2 separate regions of the Homo sapiens genome follow, and region 2 is linked to region 1. Evidence: chromatin loops called from intact Hi-C (ENCODE). Cell type or tissue: prostate gland. All regions are shown on one strand. Region 1 has its middle 37 kb from the start of IL1R1. Region 2 has its middle 58 kb from the start of IL1R2.

The links. Hi-C counts contacts between places; a loop is a spot of excess contacts. Peaks named below come from ENCODE experiments on the same cell type or tissue, not always from the same donor. Only the 100,000 strongest peaks of a DNase experiment are listed, where the experiment ranks them.
Region 2: a loop joins it to region 1, with 2.4 times the contacts of the local background. A loop is called at or near these places in 9 of 110 quality-filtered maps.

Annotation. Positions count from the first base shown.
Region 1 is chr2:102,101,453-102,109,452 of GRCh38, forward strand. It overlaps a transcript of IL1R1 not described here. Among named protein-coding and RNA genes, the nearest start is that of IL1R1, 37 kb to the right of the region's middle. In prostate gland, no CTCF peak of the experiment used is centred here; DNase peaks (open chromatin) are centred at 3,099, 4,769 and 5,060; H3K4me3 peaks cover 2,882 bases; H3K27ac peaks cover 5,461 bases.
Region 2 is chr2:102,046,440-102,054,439 of GRCh38, forward strand. No RefSeq gene overlaps it. Among named protein-coding and RNA genes, the nearest start is that of IL1R2, 58 kb to the left of the region's middle. In prostate gland, no CTCF peak of the experiment used is centred here; DNase peaks (open chromatin) are centred at 2,212, 3,782 and 4,722; H3K27ac peaks cover 5,823 bases.

The DNA of each region.
Region 1 (8,000 bases):
CCAAGGTTAGATTCTAGGGTTGCACATACTTGCACAAACATGCACACACATACACACATGCTCATGCACACACATGCACACACATACTGTACGTGCTTCTTCCTATTCTCCTTTTTCAATTGGGAGGTATAAGAAACACATGGATTACAGCCACATTAAAGATATTCATAAATGCAAATCAATTCTGAATGTGTAAACTTTTCCATAAGAATATTCTGGGAAAATACTTGAGTTATTTCTGACCTTTTATGTATAAACACAGACATTCTGGAGTTTGTCAAAGACCATGTTACTGATAAAATTGTGTTAGAATGACGTCTTCTGATAGTTTAAATGTTAAAAGCTCTGGGCTCGGCTCAGGGAATTCTATACTTTAGCATTCATAAAGGACCCTAGAGTTTGAGAGATTATCCATTAACTTCTGATATTGAATTTTTGTTGCCAACTATGACTATTTGTTTTCCCTGAACTCTGTAGGGGAACAACACAGCTGACAAAACCCAGGCAAAAGCGTGTGTGTGGGTGCGTGTGGGTGCATGTGTGTGGCGTGTGTGTTCACACAGGTTAACTAAACAGTGCAGATTCCTCCAATTTTTCTCCTTTTTGAGAAGTAGGAAGGAGCAAGAGAGAAGAAATCATCTGGAGTGGAAAAGAGGGCTGGAAAAGTCCTTGAACTAATAATCTGCCAATTAATCCAGCTGCTTGGAAATAGCCTGGAATTGGAAGGTCTTTTGGGTGCTCTCTGGAAAGGGTACCAGGAAGTATGAGACAATGGCTGCTAGGAACTTGCACTGTTCCTGAGTAGATAAGACCTGTTGTCAAGTAAATTGCGGTGGATCCCTGGTAACACTTGAAGAGCAATGCAAGCCTGGGCTCCACCTGGGCTCTACCCCTGCCTGACTAAGGGAGCTTGGGGAAAGTATTTACATAATCTCAATCAGTTTTCTCACCTGTAAAATGGGCCTAAAGAATTTAAATTTCCATGCAAGTCAAAACCATAATGAGATATCATCTCACACCAGTCAAAATGGCTATTACTAAAAAGTCAAAAAATAAGAGATGCCAACAAGGTTGCAGTGAAAAGGGAATGCTTATATTCTGCTTGTGGGAATGTAAATTAGTTCAGCCACTATGAAAAGCAGTTTGGTGATTGCTCAAAGAACTTAAAACACAACTACCATTTGACTCAGCCATCCCATTGTTGGGTATATTCCCACAGGAATATTAATCATTCTACCATAAGACATGATGTTCATTACATCGCTATTCTCAATAGCAAAGACATGGAATCAACCTAAATGTTCATCAGTGGTAGACTGGATAAAGAAAATGTGGTACATGTACACCGCGGAATATTATGCAGCCATGAAAAAGAACAAGATCATGTCTTTTGCAGCAACATGGATACAACTGGAGGCCATTCTTCTGAGAACTAACACAGAAACAGAAAATCAAATACTGCATGGTCTCACTTATAAGTGAGAATTAAACACTGAGTTCATACGGACACAAAGAAAGGAAAAACAGACACCAGGACCTACTTGAGGATGGAGTGTGGGAGGAGGGTGAGGATTGAAACTACCTATAGGGTACCATACTTATTACCTAGGTTACAAAAAAATCTGTAGACCAAGCCGCCTGAATACACAATTTGCCTATATAACAGACCTGCACAAGTACCCCTGAAACTAAAATAAAATTAAAAATAAATAAGTAAATGAATATATAATTTAAATTTCCTTGAAGAATGCCTGGCACCTGTAAGTGCTCACTTCTGCTATCTCCGTTATCATCACAGAGAGAAGGCACAGGTTCAGAGTCGGGAAAATCACCCCAGGATGCTTGAGTGGGGTCTGCTTGAGCAAATGGCGGTGAAAACTGGAAAGAAGGGGAAGGAGCAAAGAGGAGGTGGGCTGTGTCGTGCTGAGTGGTGTCAATTGGCTAGGGTAAGGAGTGGCAGTGGCAGAATTGAGGCTGCAGAGCATTGAAGCAGAGGTTTGAGCAGTGCCTCTTAGGGTCAGCAGGCGGCCCATCCAGGTGAGCACAAAGCGCTCTTGGAAAGGGTAGCGGGAACAATGACAGGAAAGTGTGTGAGACCAGATGTCTGAAGACCTTGAATGCTAGAATTGGAGGCTTGACTCTTCCTCCCTACGATGCAGATTTTTGAGTAGCGTTGTGATAGGCTGGACTCTGTATCATGTTGAGAATGTTCATCGGAGTGCAGAGCACAGGAGGAGCTATGAGAGAAATAAAAGAGGCAGGCCAGGTGCGGTGGCTCATGCCTGTAACCCCAGCACTTTGGGAGGCCAAGGGGGTGGATCATCTGAGTTCAGGAGTTTGAGACCAGCCTGACCATCATGGTGAAACCCCATCTCTACTAAAATTACAAAAATTAGCCAGACATGGTGGCGGGCATCTATAATCCCAGCTACTCGGGCTGAGGCACGAGAATCACTTGAACCTGGGAAGCAGGGGTTGCTGTGAGCCGAGATTGTGACATTGCACTCCAGCCTGGGAGACAGAGCAAGACTGTCTCAGAAAAAAAAAAAAAAAAAAAAAAGAGGAGGCTTGGCAGCACCAGCTCTCCTAGGTGGATCTGGCTGCATTTGTGGAAGCCAGAGGCTCCAGCTTTCATCTCCCTGAGCTGAGGGGTGATCAGTGGCCATCCCACCTCCAGGGTGTGGTGAAGGGAGACTTCCAGAGTTCTCAGGGCACATGGCAGGAGTGGTGGCCACCATGAGAAGTGGGCCAGCATCTGGGACACGAGCAGACCTGAATAAAGAGTCCTGCAGCATTGCCTGGGCTGACTCTAGGGAGATTGCTCTAAGGATTGGGAGGTAGGCAGAGAGGGAAAGCTTAGGCCACCACAGGCCTGAGACTGACCAGTCAAGACTCTGATGATGGGAACATGATAATGAGCTGGATTCAGCCAGCAGGCTTGTCCAGGTTCAACACAAAGTCATGAGAGGAAAGCACCAGCTTCGGGAAACTTTAGAGGTTACCGTGCAGTGGCGGGTGTTGGTGTTTCTTAAGGGTCTGGCACGTTTGCTGAGTGATTCTGGCTGTCTGCCTGGCTCTGAGCTTCCTGTTCATAGTTCCCCAGATGTGTCACGGCCGAGGGATTAAAGCCCTAAGAGGCTGTGACACAGCCATCTCCAAAACCCCACTTTCTCCTTCCTTTGAGCCTCCGTACCAGCTGGGGCGTCCGGCAAGATGTGAGTTGTCACTCTGCTGCGGCACAGACCTGAATTAACAACTCTAGCTAGGGCTGACTTCAAAAAGCACTTTCGTTTTTTAATAACCAACATCAGCTCAGCAGGCTTCATTTGGGAAAAGAAACCTTGTCGGATTACCCCGACATTCTCCACCTCCTGGGAGGCCAGCCATTCCCAAATGCCCCAAGGATGAAGAACGGAGACGGTAAGATGATTAATTGCACTGCAGGTTTTTTGTTTCTGTATTTTTTTCCCTCCTTTTTTTGGGTTTACTTACACATTAATGAGGTATTTAGGAAAGACAAATGGAATCTGATAAAAGGTAACGTTATATTGTTTGTCGAAACAACATTTTAAGGATTTCTTGAAGTTATATGGCTCTGTAGGCATGTTTCACTTTAAGATGTGTTTCTGAGTCATATTAGGAGAACGACTGTGATTATCTATGGAAGATTAACTATGAAACATATGGGAAATATACTTTATAACTGTATATTACTTATAAACCATGAATAGTTACATGACTTTTGGTATGTGGTGAGAGATGTTAAGTGAAAGGTGTTGTAAATGAAGTCGTTTTATAAGACTGTTGTTACTGTAAGAATTGAGACTTATTTTATCACTTCCCATTAAGCTTCTACAGTGTTAGAGAGGCATAACCCAATGTTGACTGAAGGTGCTATGTTTTCTTTTTAATTTATTTTTTATTTTGTTTGAGATGGGGTCTCACTTTGTCACCCAGACTGGAGTACAATGGCATGATCTTGGCTCACTGCAACCTCCGCCTCCCAGGTTCAAGCGATTCTCCTGCCTCAGCCTCCCGAGTAGCTGGGACTATAGGCGCCTGCCACCATGCCCTGCTAACTTTTTGTATTTTTAGTAGAGATGGGTTTTCACTGTGTTAGCCAGGATGGTCTCGATCTCCTGACCTCGTGATCCACCTGCCTGGGCCTCCCAAAGTGCTGGGATTACAGGCATGAGCCACCACGCCTGGCCTGAATGTGCTATGTTATTAATGGCAGCCTCTATTGGTTTCATTTAAAGGTATAATGCATTGTATTGGCAAAACTTGTACACGCTTTCTTCAATAAGGACCTCAAAGGTAATCTTAAAAGCCTGATCATATTTTTCTCCCCCCTTCAGAAGCTTTGCCAATGTTGCACCTATAGCTATAGAGAAGACCATGCACTCTCAGAGGGGATTATAAACATTGCCTTGCATTTTTATCCTTGATCTCCATAATTTATCCTTGATCTCCATTTATCCTTGATCCTCATAATTCCTACTGATAGTGTTGTTGTGCATAAGAATGAGAAAATGGGACTGAACCTGAAAGATTAAGGAAAGAAAATAACAAAACAAAAAGGAAAACCTAATGAAGCTTATCATTCAATTCAATTTATAACTCCTTATTGCTCATGCAAAATGTGAATTTTTCGCTGTGTTGGTGAGGGTGTGAGGAGTGGATGGTGGGGAAGGATGCTTCAAAAAATACAGCTAAGGACCAACTGGTTTGGTGAGTCATGGCATTCACCCATGAGACAGCTGGAGAACAGTGACGTGTGTGTCTCTGTGTGTGTGTGTCTGTGTGTGTGTGCATTTGATGCCAGAGATTGGTGTTTACTATAAATGTGTTGATCTGTTAGGAAAAGGAAGAAGACAAAGTTGTCCAGAAAGAGCCAAGAAAACTTCTTGAGATGAATTTGATCTGCCTAATGGTAGTGATGAGTTTAAAAAGATTCTTATGGCCTTTCCTAACACTACATGCTATTGTTAATCATTGAACTGACAAACCCCGTTGAGCACAAGACTGTTAGTTTACTTAGGAGGAAAACTTGGCAGGAACGGTCAAAGAATAGCGAGGGTATACTTCTAAAATACGTCCTTGGAACATTTACACAAACAGCACAAGCTCATTGTCAAGAATAAAATTTTAAAAAATACATAGAGATAATAGTAAAAGACGAGAAGTAAAAACACACCACTGTGAGGTAAACACTGTTAACATTTTGGTAGGTGTATTTGTCTCTGAGTACATTTACATTTTGAAGAAATATATTTGTACTCTACATGCTTTTCGGTTATCTGCTTTTACCTCACAGCGATGGAGCATCTTGTTATGAGAATGAGTTTTCTTTTACAAAAGCTTTTCCATTTCATTGCATAGATAGTTTATTAAATCCTGTTGGCAGGTAGTTGATTGTTTTTCTCTTATTAACAGTACTACAACTATGTTCTTCTCTTATTAACAGTACTACAACTAACACCCTTGTAGCTAAACCTTTGCATCTCCTTGATGCAAAGGTTATCTCAACGAGTTTTCCTTGAGATAAATCCCCAGAGGTAGAATGGTAGGGGTCAAAGGGCATGGGCATTTTAAAAACTCTAGATCCCTGCTGCTAAATTAATCCTAGGAAAGTTTAATTAATTTATGTGCCCACCAGCACTGTATGAACATTTTCCAACTCTCTCATCAGCATTGGGTTTTATAATTTTTTGAAAAGTGTGCTACTCTGCATGCACACGTATGTTTATTGTGGCACTATTCACAATAGCAAAGACTTGGAACCAACCCAAATGTCCATCAGTGATAGACTGGATTAAGAAAATGTGGCACATATACACCATGGAATACTATGCAGCCATGAAAAAGGATGAGTTCATGTCCTTTGTAGGGACATGGATGAAGCTGGAAACCATCATCCTGAGCAAACTATCACAAGGACAGAAAACCAAACGCCGCATATTCTCACTCGTAGGTGGGAATTGAACAATGAGAACACTTGGACACAGGGTGGGGAACATCACACACCGGGGCCTGTTGTGGGGTGGGAGGAGGGGGGAGGGATAACATTAGGAGACATACCTAATGTAAATGACAAGTTAACAGGTGCAGCACACCAACATGGCACATGTATACATATGTAACAAACCTGCATGTTGTGCACATGTACCCTAGAACTTAAAGTATCACAATAAATAAAAGAAAAGTGTGCTACTCTGATAATAGGCAAAGGTATATTTTGTTGTCTTAATTTACCTTAAGGAAACCCTTTGCAAAATCTGCTGGTTTCCAGTTCTGCCCCTTTGGGTTCAGCCTCTCGTCTTTTTTGGTTACTCATTGCCAAAGCAGTCACCTCTTACAGTAACTTCTGCCAACCTAATTTCTGAGGACTTTGACCTCTTTTGATGTCTCTCAGAAAGTCTGCTGAGAGAGCGAGAGAACTGGATGCTTTTGCTCTGAATTTTTACCGATTGAGTAACCTGGGGTAAACCTCAGTCTTTGTGATTTTGTCTCCTTTTTAGCTATAAAATTTAGACAGAAGGCCTGTGCTAGCCACCTCACAAGATTGTACTGGGAATATAAAGAGGCAAGATAGAGGCAAGCTTTTTGAATAGAGGAAAAGCAAAAATGCAAAATGGTATTATTATTATTGTTGTTACTCTAAAGTTTAGTGATAAATCTAACCTTCTAAAATATATAGTTTCTGGAGAGCTGCATGCTGAAATTTTGTCGTCTTCTAATTCTAAACTTGGGAAGTGTGTGTGTGTGTGTATGTATGTGTGTGTGTGTGGGGGGGGGTGTGTATAACATATTTCTATGCTTCTTGGTTCTTAGATTCAGTAGCAGTGTTTAGTGTGTTACAGCAGTGCATGGATACATTTTAGATTAAAAAGATTTCCATTTTGTTGCTTATTTATTCCATTCTTGTACAGGAAAACCAGCCATCCTCCTCCTATTGCATTCTCATCATCCATGGGCTTTGCTCAGCTCCCCAGTGGACTGAGAGCTCCTCAAAGACGGGGTCCGGTTTCATGTGTATACCTCTCTCCAGGGCCTGCTTTGGGGTCTGACACCCAGAGGGCGGATCAATCAATGTTTCTCAAATGAGTCAATGTAAGGGAGGTAGAAAAATATTTACCCAGTTCTGTGGAGAAAAGAATATTCCAAAAAGGCACCCCAGAAGATTAAAAAAAAACCTAAATGGAGCTTTTCTAGGGGCAACTGGTTATTTATTTCGTTTAGTTTGGGTGAGTCTCAGTTTCTATTGAGTAAATATTTAAAGCTCTGAAAGGATATTAAACAAATGAATGCAAGCCAAGGATAGGACCAGGAAAATGGAGAACCCTGTCTTTATAGGTGCAAGTGTCATGGATTTGGCATGAATATCAAAAACTTTAAGGAGGCATCGATTTTCACTCTGACTCCCAGCTCAGTGCTGGGCTGCAAAAATCAGGACCAAACTGACATTTAGTAATGGTTTGAACTTGGTACTGAATAATAATAATAATAATAATAATAATAATAATAATAATAATAAAAGCTAATATGTAATACAGCACTTGCTAGGTAGGAGACCTGGTTTTAGGTACCGCTCATATAAAATAATCAGTACTATTATTTTATTTTGCAGATTAAGAAACGGAAGCACAGAGAGTGATTTGCTAGGGTTATACCAGTAGTTATTGCAGAGCTGGAATTATGACGCAGACAGGCTCACTCTGGAGCCTGTGGGTCAGTGAGGGTAGGTCGGACTGAACTTTGGAGACAATGTCTCATGGTTTTAGGCCACTGGTGATGTTTGTGCTGTTTATTTGGGTATATGACTACCATTTATTGAGTCACCTACTAAAGGAACATGCACTCTTCTGGGTTCTTTAAGTATAATATCTTGAATCTTTCTCGCAACCTTGAAACATTATTCCAACTCTAGGTCCAGACAAGCTGAGACCCTGAGAAGTTCAGTAAGTTTCCCAAAGCTGCAGGCTAGTGAGGAGAGATCC
Region 2 (8,000 bases), 55 kb before region 1:
CATGCAGTTTTCCAAATGTGGCTGAAGCTGGGTTTTGTGTAAACACAGGATGCGGGCTTGACAGCAGCCGGCTGCACTGCCCTTTCACTAGGGTGGGACAATGCAGGAGGGATGCTGCCAGGAAATGGTCACAGTGACCCCTGGGTTTCTTTTCAGGGCTGTCATGGATAGATTGGAGATCTTTATCTCGCAAAATAGTAAAGGTGACTTTCTGGAAGTCATTTTAAGGGAAAACTGTAATCTCAAACTACTTCCAGAGAAGTACAACTATCATTCCTGTCTACTCTCCACTACTTTGTCAGAGCTTTTAAACATTTTACTAGCTTGCAATTTTACTGCGTGGAAGACTTGCAAGTCATCTGCAAGGGTGAGGTTTCCCTGTGTGCTCACTCATTTTAGGTCATGGAGAAGTATTCATTTGTCCTGATGGTTGGTTTTGGTCTCCGGGTTTCCTGTCTAGACCCGCTAAATGCCTACTGGTCTCATGGCTGCATTTTGAAGTCATCAGGTTAGACTTGGGGCATGTTTGAAGTAGGATCTGAATCCAGGGGAGGCAATGGCTTCCTGACAAGGGTAGTTTCTCAAAACCTGGGATTTTCACTCCTGCAAGTTAGGAGTGGGCATGATGAGAATATAAAATCATGAAGCAACTCAAATCAGACTTACTTAGTATACTAGAACAAGGAGGGTATCCCTTGATGTTGGCAGGGACAAAGAAAGTGAATTTTCTGTTTAAATATCATTAAGGAAGTGTGTGGAAGTCAGTCACGAAGGGGTGGTGCAGACTAAAACACCAAAAGGTTCAAATGAGCTCTGAGTCAATCAATGCGTGATTAATAAGTAAGGAATCACTTCAGGGAATTAGGGGTGTTTCTTTTATTAAAAAAAATTAAAAATAGAACTATCATACAATCCAGCAATCTTACTACTGGGTATATATCCAAAGGAAATAAAATGAGTATGCGGAAGAGATATCTGCACCCCCCCACCCCGTTTATTGCCGCACTATTCATAATAGCCAAGATGTAGAACAAACCTAAGTGTCCAACAGTGAATGAATGGGTGAAGAAGATGTGGTGCATATACACAATGGAATACTATTCAGCTATATAAAAGAAGGAAATGTTGTTCTTTGTGACAACATGAATGAATCTGGAGGACGCTATGCTAAATGAAATAAACCAGGTACACAAGGACAAATACTGCATGATCTCCCTTGCATGTGGAATCTAACCAAGTTGAATTCATAGCAGCAGAGGGTAGAATGGTGGCTACCAGGGGTTGGGGAGGGTTGGAAGACTTTGGTCCAAAGATACAACTTTTCAGTTAGACAGGAGGATTAAGTTCTGGAGATCTATTGTACAGCATGGCAACTGTAGTTAATAACAATGTATTGGGTACTTGAAAACTGGGTAAACATGTGGAGAAATAGAAATGCTTTTACACTGTTGGTGGGAGTGTCAATTAGTTCAACCATTGTGGAAGACAGAATGGTGATTCCTCAAGGATCTAGAACCAGAAATATCATTTGACCCAGCAATCCCATTACTGGGTATATAACGACAGGAATATAAATCATTCTACGATAAAGACACATGCACATGTATGTTTATTGTGGCACTATTTACAATAGCAAAGACTTGGAACCAACCCAAATGCCCACCAATGATAGACTGGATAAAGAAAATGTGGCACATATACACCATGGAATACTATGCAGTCATGAAAAAGAATGAGTTCATGTCCTTTGCAGGGACATGGATGAAACTAGAAGTCACCATTCTCAGCAAACTAACACAAGAACAGAAAAGCGAACACCGCATGTTCTCACTCATAAGTTGGAGTCGAACAATGAGAACACATGGGCTCAGGGAGGGGAACATCACATACCGAGGCCTGTTGGTGGCGGGGTGGGGGGAAGGGGAGGGAGAACATTAGGACAAATACCTAATGCATGTGGGGCTTAAAACCTAGATGAGGGTTGATAGGTACAGCAAACCACCACGGCACATGTATTGTGCCCCAGCAATTTCTGGAGCAGGAGAAGCAGGGCACACCTCGTGATAGGTGGAAGATCTGACAGGGAAGCTTGACTATCAGAACAGGGAGTGACCTTGTGGATCATGCTGTCCTCAGAGGTGGCACAAACCAAAGAGCGGGGCTTGCCAGAGATCTAGGCGAAGTCAGAGAGAAAGCATCATAGCAGCCTGTGCTCAGAAGTCCCTGGGAACGTCCTGAACCTTCCGAGGGTGACCCTGGAGAAAACACTCACCACTGAGTGACTCACAGCCTCTTCTCTGAGCCACTGAAGTCAAAACAGGGATCCGAAGCTTGCTCCCGGCCACTTCACCTTGTCGTTGAGCATCCTCTTCCTCTGGAAACACTGGCCTCCTAGTTCTTGGTCTTTTCTTCTCTTCTTTCCTGTAGAGTCTGTGAAAAAAAAAAGATGAACTCACACTTTCATGTAGTTAATACTAAACTTAATTAATCCTGGCAACAGCCTATGGGAAGGGTGTGGCATTGCTTACTGCACTGATTTAATTGAGATCTGAATAGTTCTGGGGACTAAGATCCCACAATCCTAGTTTTTTTTTTTGTTTTGTTGGCAAAATCCTGCCTAGTTTTTTTTGTTTTATTGGGGGATCAAGTTCCTGGATTGCTATTTGTAGACAGCATTTACCTTAAAGCAGGTGCCTTCAAAGGAGAAACTCCTTACTGTTAGAATTTTAGACAGCATGGCAGGGTCTTGAAGTAGATTTGTGGGAATTTCCCTGGGACCCTCAGGTCACATGACCATTTATTGGCCCTGCTCTGCAGGGCACCTTAGGTGATGTATTGCAAAGGCAGATCAAGGGAAAGCAGATGTTGCCATGGAAATGGCCCTGCCCCCATTCATTATTAAAAGTTGTTGTTATTGTTGTTTTTTGGCAGCATCAAATAGCAGTGAAAATTTTTGAGGCAGCTGACCTAAATTTTGAATGTGATCTCATAGTCAGGGTTCTTAAATTAGTGAAAACGAATATGCTTCCTACAGGAAATTATTTAAAAAGATGACACATGAGGATTTAGTCCAGAAGCCACTGGATTGAAAAGATACCTCAGTGTGTCCAACCTGGGCAGAAAAGTCCTGCCAAAGAAACATTTATAAGGTTGCTTTTAAATTGGATTTGATAAAATAAAAGTTACAATAAAAAAATAAGCTGGGTTTGAGTTAATAGTAGTAAAGGCATGGGTATATGTTGTTATTTATTTGAGTTATCAGTGCTGGTATTTTTTTAATTGCATGAAGTGAGTTTCCAAGAGCAGAATTCCCACCCATACTGGGCCATGGAAAGAGGCGAGTTTAACTTAAGACAGCTCAGTTTGCATTCATCGTTTGGGAGCCAGTTAAATGGAAGGTGAGGTGGCAGTTGTTAGTGCCGCGTTTGTCAGTGGGTGGCCGAGGATGGTGTCTTGTCCAACTCTGCGGAACTCCGGCTGCTGCTCTGTTAACCCAGCAAGGTCTTCTGGTGGTGGCTGCAGACTCTGCACTCTCCCCTGTGCCGGGACTCTGGGTCTTGCTTCTGAGGGTTTGCTGCAGTCAAGGGAGAGATATTTTCAATGCCTCTTGGCAGGGGAAATTATTTCCTGAATTGAGTCCAAGCAAAAAAGGATCTTCTGTAATTTGGTGAAGTATCGAGTGCCAGGACACACCCTGACTGGCAACATCACTAAATGCCCTTTGTGACTGCTGGGGCTCAGGGTTTTATTGTGTAAGCTCATTTAGGCCAATTTTACGTGGGCAGCACATGTACTGCCAGCTGGAACCCTTGTTCTGCAGACAGCCATGACTGTGGAACATGTCCAGCACCCATGAAAGGCCTGGTAGATGAATAAATGTGCAGAATGGGTGTGGGCCTCAGCAGTGTCTGACCAATACAAACAGAGCTGCTTGTGTTTGGGTCAACTTTTATAAGTGGAGATGATCTGGGGCTAGAACCACAATGATCACATGTACTGGGTGATTTGTGGAAGAGAAGTTTATATACTAAAACTACATCACTCTTGAATATTTCTGAAAGGACACATAAAAGAATGTGAAGTGTGGCTCTCTCTGGGGAGGAGAACAAGGGTTCTGGGATGAGCAGAACTACTTTTCACTGAATTTGCTTTACCAAATGCGTATGTTCATTTTCTGTTTAGATAACTAGACTGGGTTTCTCTAGCTATATTAAAGATCACCATGTGATCTTAGATGTACATCACTTAACATTGCTGAATTTCCTGTTTCTTGTTTGCAAAACAAAGGATTTGAGCTAGAGACTTTTAAATATCTTTCTAGCTCTTCATATGGATTCATTTTAAGACAAAAATACTGCAGGAAGTTTTTGTATCTAAAAACCATTTTCCATCTAAGTTAGTTAAGTTGATTATGACACCTACAGAGGGCATTTCAGCCCCTAATGCCTGTTCCACTGAGGGCTAAGACGATGGTTTATCTTGACAGCAGCAAGCCCACAGATGTCAAAGGTCACTCATACATCCCTCCCTGACTCTTAACATGGGGGAAGGGGAGACAGTGCATCACTTCCGGTAGATCCAATAGCTGCAACAGATCTTCCTCTGTGTGTGTGGATGAGTGGGACTATTTCAATCTTTTTAAGTCAAGCCCAAAACTGGGACTTGGGCCAACAGCTGAAGGAAGCCAGCAGCCTGTTGGATCAGGATGCACGAACACTTCCCAAATGCCTCTTCAAATGGCCTTGTTTTCAGAAGCCGTCCTCTTGTTGGACATTGACACCAGCCGGTGCTTTGAAAGCTGCTGTTGATGGCTGGTTGGCTGGTATCCTTCAGGAAACACTTCCAGGATGGAAATATTCATGTTTTACCAAAGCCAAGGAGCTTAAATAAATAGATTGTGATTTCTTCTCTCAGCGGAGGAATTTAATGTGCTAGAGGTTATTGTTGGCCGGCCACGGTGGCTCATGCCTGTAATCCTAGCACTTTGGGAGGCTGAGGTGGGTGGATCACCTGAGGTCAGGGGTTCGAGACCAGCCTTTCCAACATGGTGAAACCCCATCTCTACGAAAAATACAAAAATTAGCCAGGCATGGTGGCCAGCACCTGTAATCCCAGCTATTTGGGAGGCTGTGGCAGGAGAATTGCTTGAACCTAGGAGGAGGAGGTTGAAGTGAGCCAAGATCATGCCATTGCATTCCAGGCTGGGTGACAAGAGCGAGACCCTGTCTCAAAACGAAAAAAAAAAATAGAGGTTACTGTTAACATCCAGTTGAGGCCAACAGATAAAATGAAGTTAGTTCTGGAAGGATTTTGCCTTACCATGGCTGCAATGGGCTCACTAAGTCAAAACCTAGTGGAAGTCCTGGGAAGTGAGGTCATCCCAGGATTGTGGTTTGAAGAGCCCCAGGAAGAGGGAGGCAGCACGTGCTGGAGGGCCTGGTGGTGTCTCAGGAAAGACCTCACTTAGGCCAAGTGCCATTGTGTGAGTGAAACCACTGGGGTCTTCTTGGACTGAGGCCAGAAATGCAATTTTGTTGGTGATCGAAGATGTTCAGACTCCCAAGGGTCGGCTCCTTCAAATCATTCTCATTCCAAAGTGCTGATTTGTTAATTATAGCAGGGATGTCTCTTTCCGTTATTTATGGAGGTATCTGGGGACTGAATTAGGCATCTGAAGGCAGCTTGGGGAGTGTGAAATGAATGTCAGTGGAATCACTGCCTGGCGAGTATGAGGTCAATGCCTGACGGAACTTTCAAACAGCATAGCGCAGCCATTAAGAGCATGGTTCCTGGACCCAAAGTACCCTGGACTGAGTCCCAGCCTCTATTAAATTGGGAACATTGGAGAAGTTTCCTGAACTTTCTTTCTCTGTCTCTGTTTTCATATCTAGGAGTTGATATAATTTCATCAGATAATTTCAAGGTTTGGTGTGAGGATTAAATGAGATATTACATGCTAAGCACCTAGAACAATGCCAGGCACATGGAAGCACTGGGGTGTGTGAGTTGCAATCATCATCATCGTCATTATCTGGGGCAGGGCTCAGCAGACTTTTCTGTAGAGGGTGAGAGAGTAAATATTTCAGGCTTTTCTGGCCACACCGTCTCTATTGCAATGACTTAATTCTGCTGTTATATTTCAAAAGCAGTCATAGGCAATATGAAAGCAAATGGGCGTGGCTGTGTTCCAGTAAAGTTTTATTTATAGAAATAGGTGATATGTGGGGTTCTGTCCTGTGGCTGTCGTTTGCCTGACCTCTCATCTATAGAATTACCATGATACTGAAACACTAGGTAGAAATTACTGAGTCAGAGCAAGGGCTAAAAAGAGGAATGTTTAGTCTTTCTCCTTAATTCAATAACTATCCTATACTTTGTGGGCAGGTAGGGAGACCGAGGCACCCATTCTCATATTGTGAAGTTGGTAAAATTCAACTCTCTTGACTCTTATATTTTAGTTCCTTCTCTCCAATCCTGGGCAGCCCAGTAGTCACATGGCTGGAAATAATCCATTTTGATCATTTGCGGTGGAGTTAGAGACAAAATTCCTAACCAAGGGCTAGCTACCAGAAAGGAATATTAAAGTATCATGACGGATGGAATCTCCATTAAAAGGAGATCTTAGTGGCCAATGTCAGATGCTTCTGTCCCCTCAATGGCATCCCATCTAAGGGGATGTGTGATGAACTCACAGCCAGCCTTGACCAACAGCACCCTCCAAGGACAGCAAATATGATGGCTGGAGTCTGAACTGCCCTTAGACCCGCGGGAGGGCCCTTGCGCCAGGCCGTACACCAGAACCCAAAGACTTCCTTCAAAACATATTTTCGGTTGCATAGGAAAGTGTTTTGAAAGTTTAGCTGAAAATTGAGCAAAAGGAAATAGTGGAAGAAGGTTGCCAGAGGATGCCATGAAGGGAGGAGGAAATCGCTGGCTTGCTCTTGGGATCCAGAGAAAGTGCTGCTTTTGTTTCAAGCTGACTTCCCCAAACTACCCGAAGTGAATGTCTAGGTAGGAGCTGGGTTCGCAGAATAACTGTGCCCCCTCCCTCCTCTTTGTGGAGAGGGTGTAGTTTTGGACCGGCTTAGAAATCCGGAGTGAGAAAAGTGAGGCGTGGAACTGGGGTGGGGACCTGTCACTCCAGGTGCTTGGTCCTAGTTCTCCCTAGTTGGGTCACTGTGTTACTGCTCAGGCTTGCAGCAGCCTGGATGAGCTGGGAAGGGGGTCCTTAGGTTTTGGGGTGAGGGGATCCCCTGGACACATTCCCTGGACACAAATAGGTAGGAATTCAGATTAACATTCTTAGGGGTACATTAAGTAACTTTGAGCTCTCTCAGCAGGTGCCATGTGAGTCTCCATGTGTGGTTGTGTTTTAAGCCCAGGAAGTGCTAGGAGTAAGCTGGAATAAGCTAGAACTCACAGCTGGTTCTTCCACATAGAGGTGGGTGACCTGTGTTCTGGGACCGCTTGATTTCTCCAGTTCATCTTCTGAACATGTCCCCTCTAGATATGTTATTCACACCGCCTTGGCTTTAGTCCAAGCTATTCTAGCTGGGGTACGGTCCTTTCCCTTCAAAGCAATCATTCATTCATCAAATTTTACACATCTATAGGTCTAAGTAAAACAAAAATTCTCAGAATTCTAGTTAATTACTGTTATTTGTATGTGTGTGTATGTATACATATATGTGTGTACATATGCGCATATATTTTATTATGTTTTAAAAACTTGTCTCCTATATTTTCTAATTACGAGGAGTGTTGGGGTAGTGGATGTATGCAGGGTAAAAAAAATCAAAAGTTTTTTCAAACTCTCAAAAGTGGAGAAGTCTGCTTTGTCATCAGAATGTGTATTCCTAGGGCCTTCACATCTTTGGTCTGATTAAATCATTTTAATACCATCTCTAAGACAGCAAAGGCAAATGCTACAGTATTACGTTTAGTTCACAGATGGGAAATTGAGACAGGGAACTTAAAGTAGCAAATGTCCAGTGTTGCAA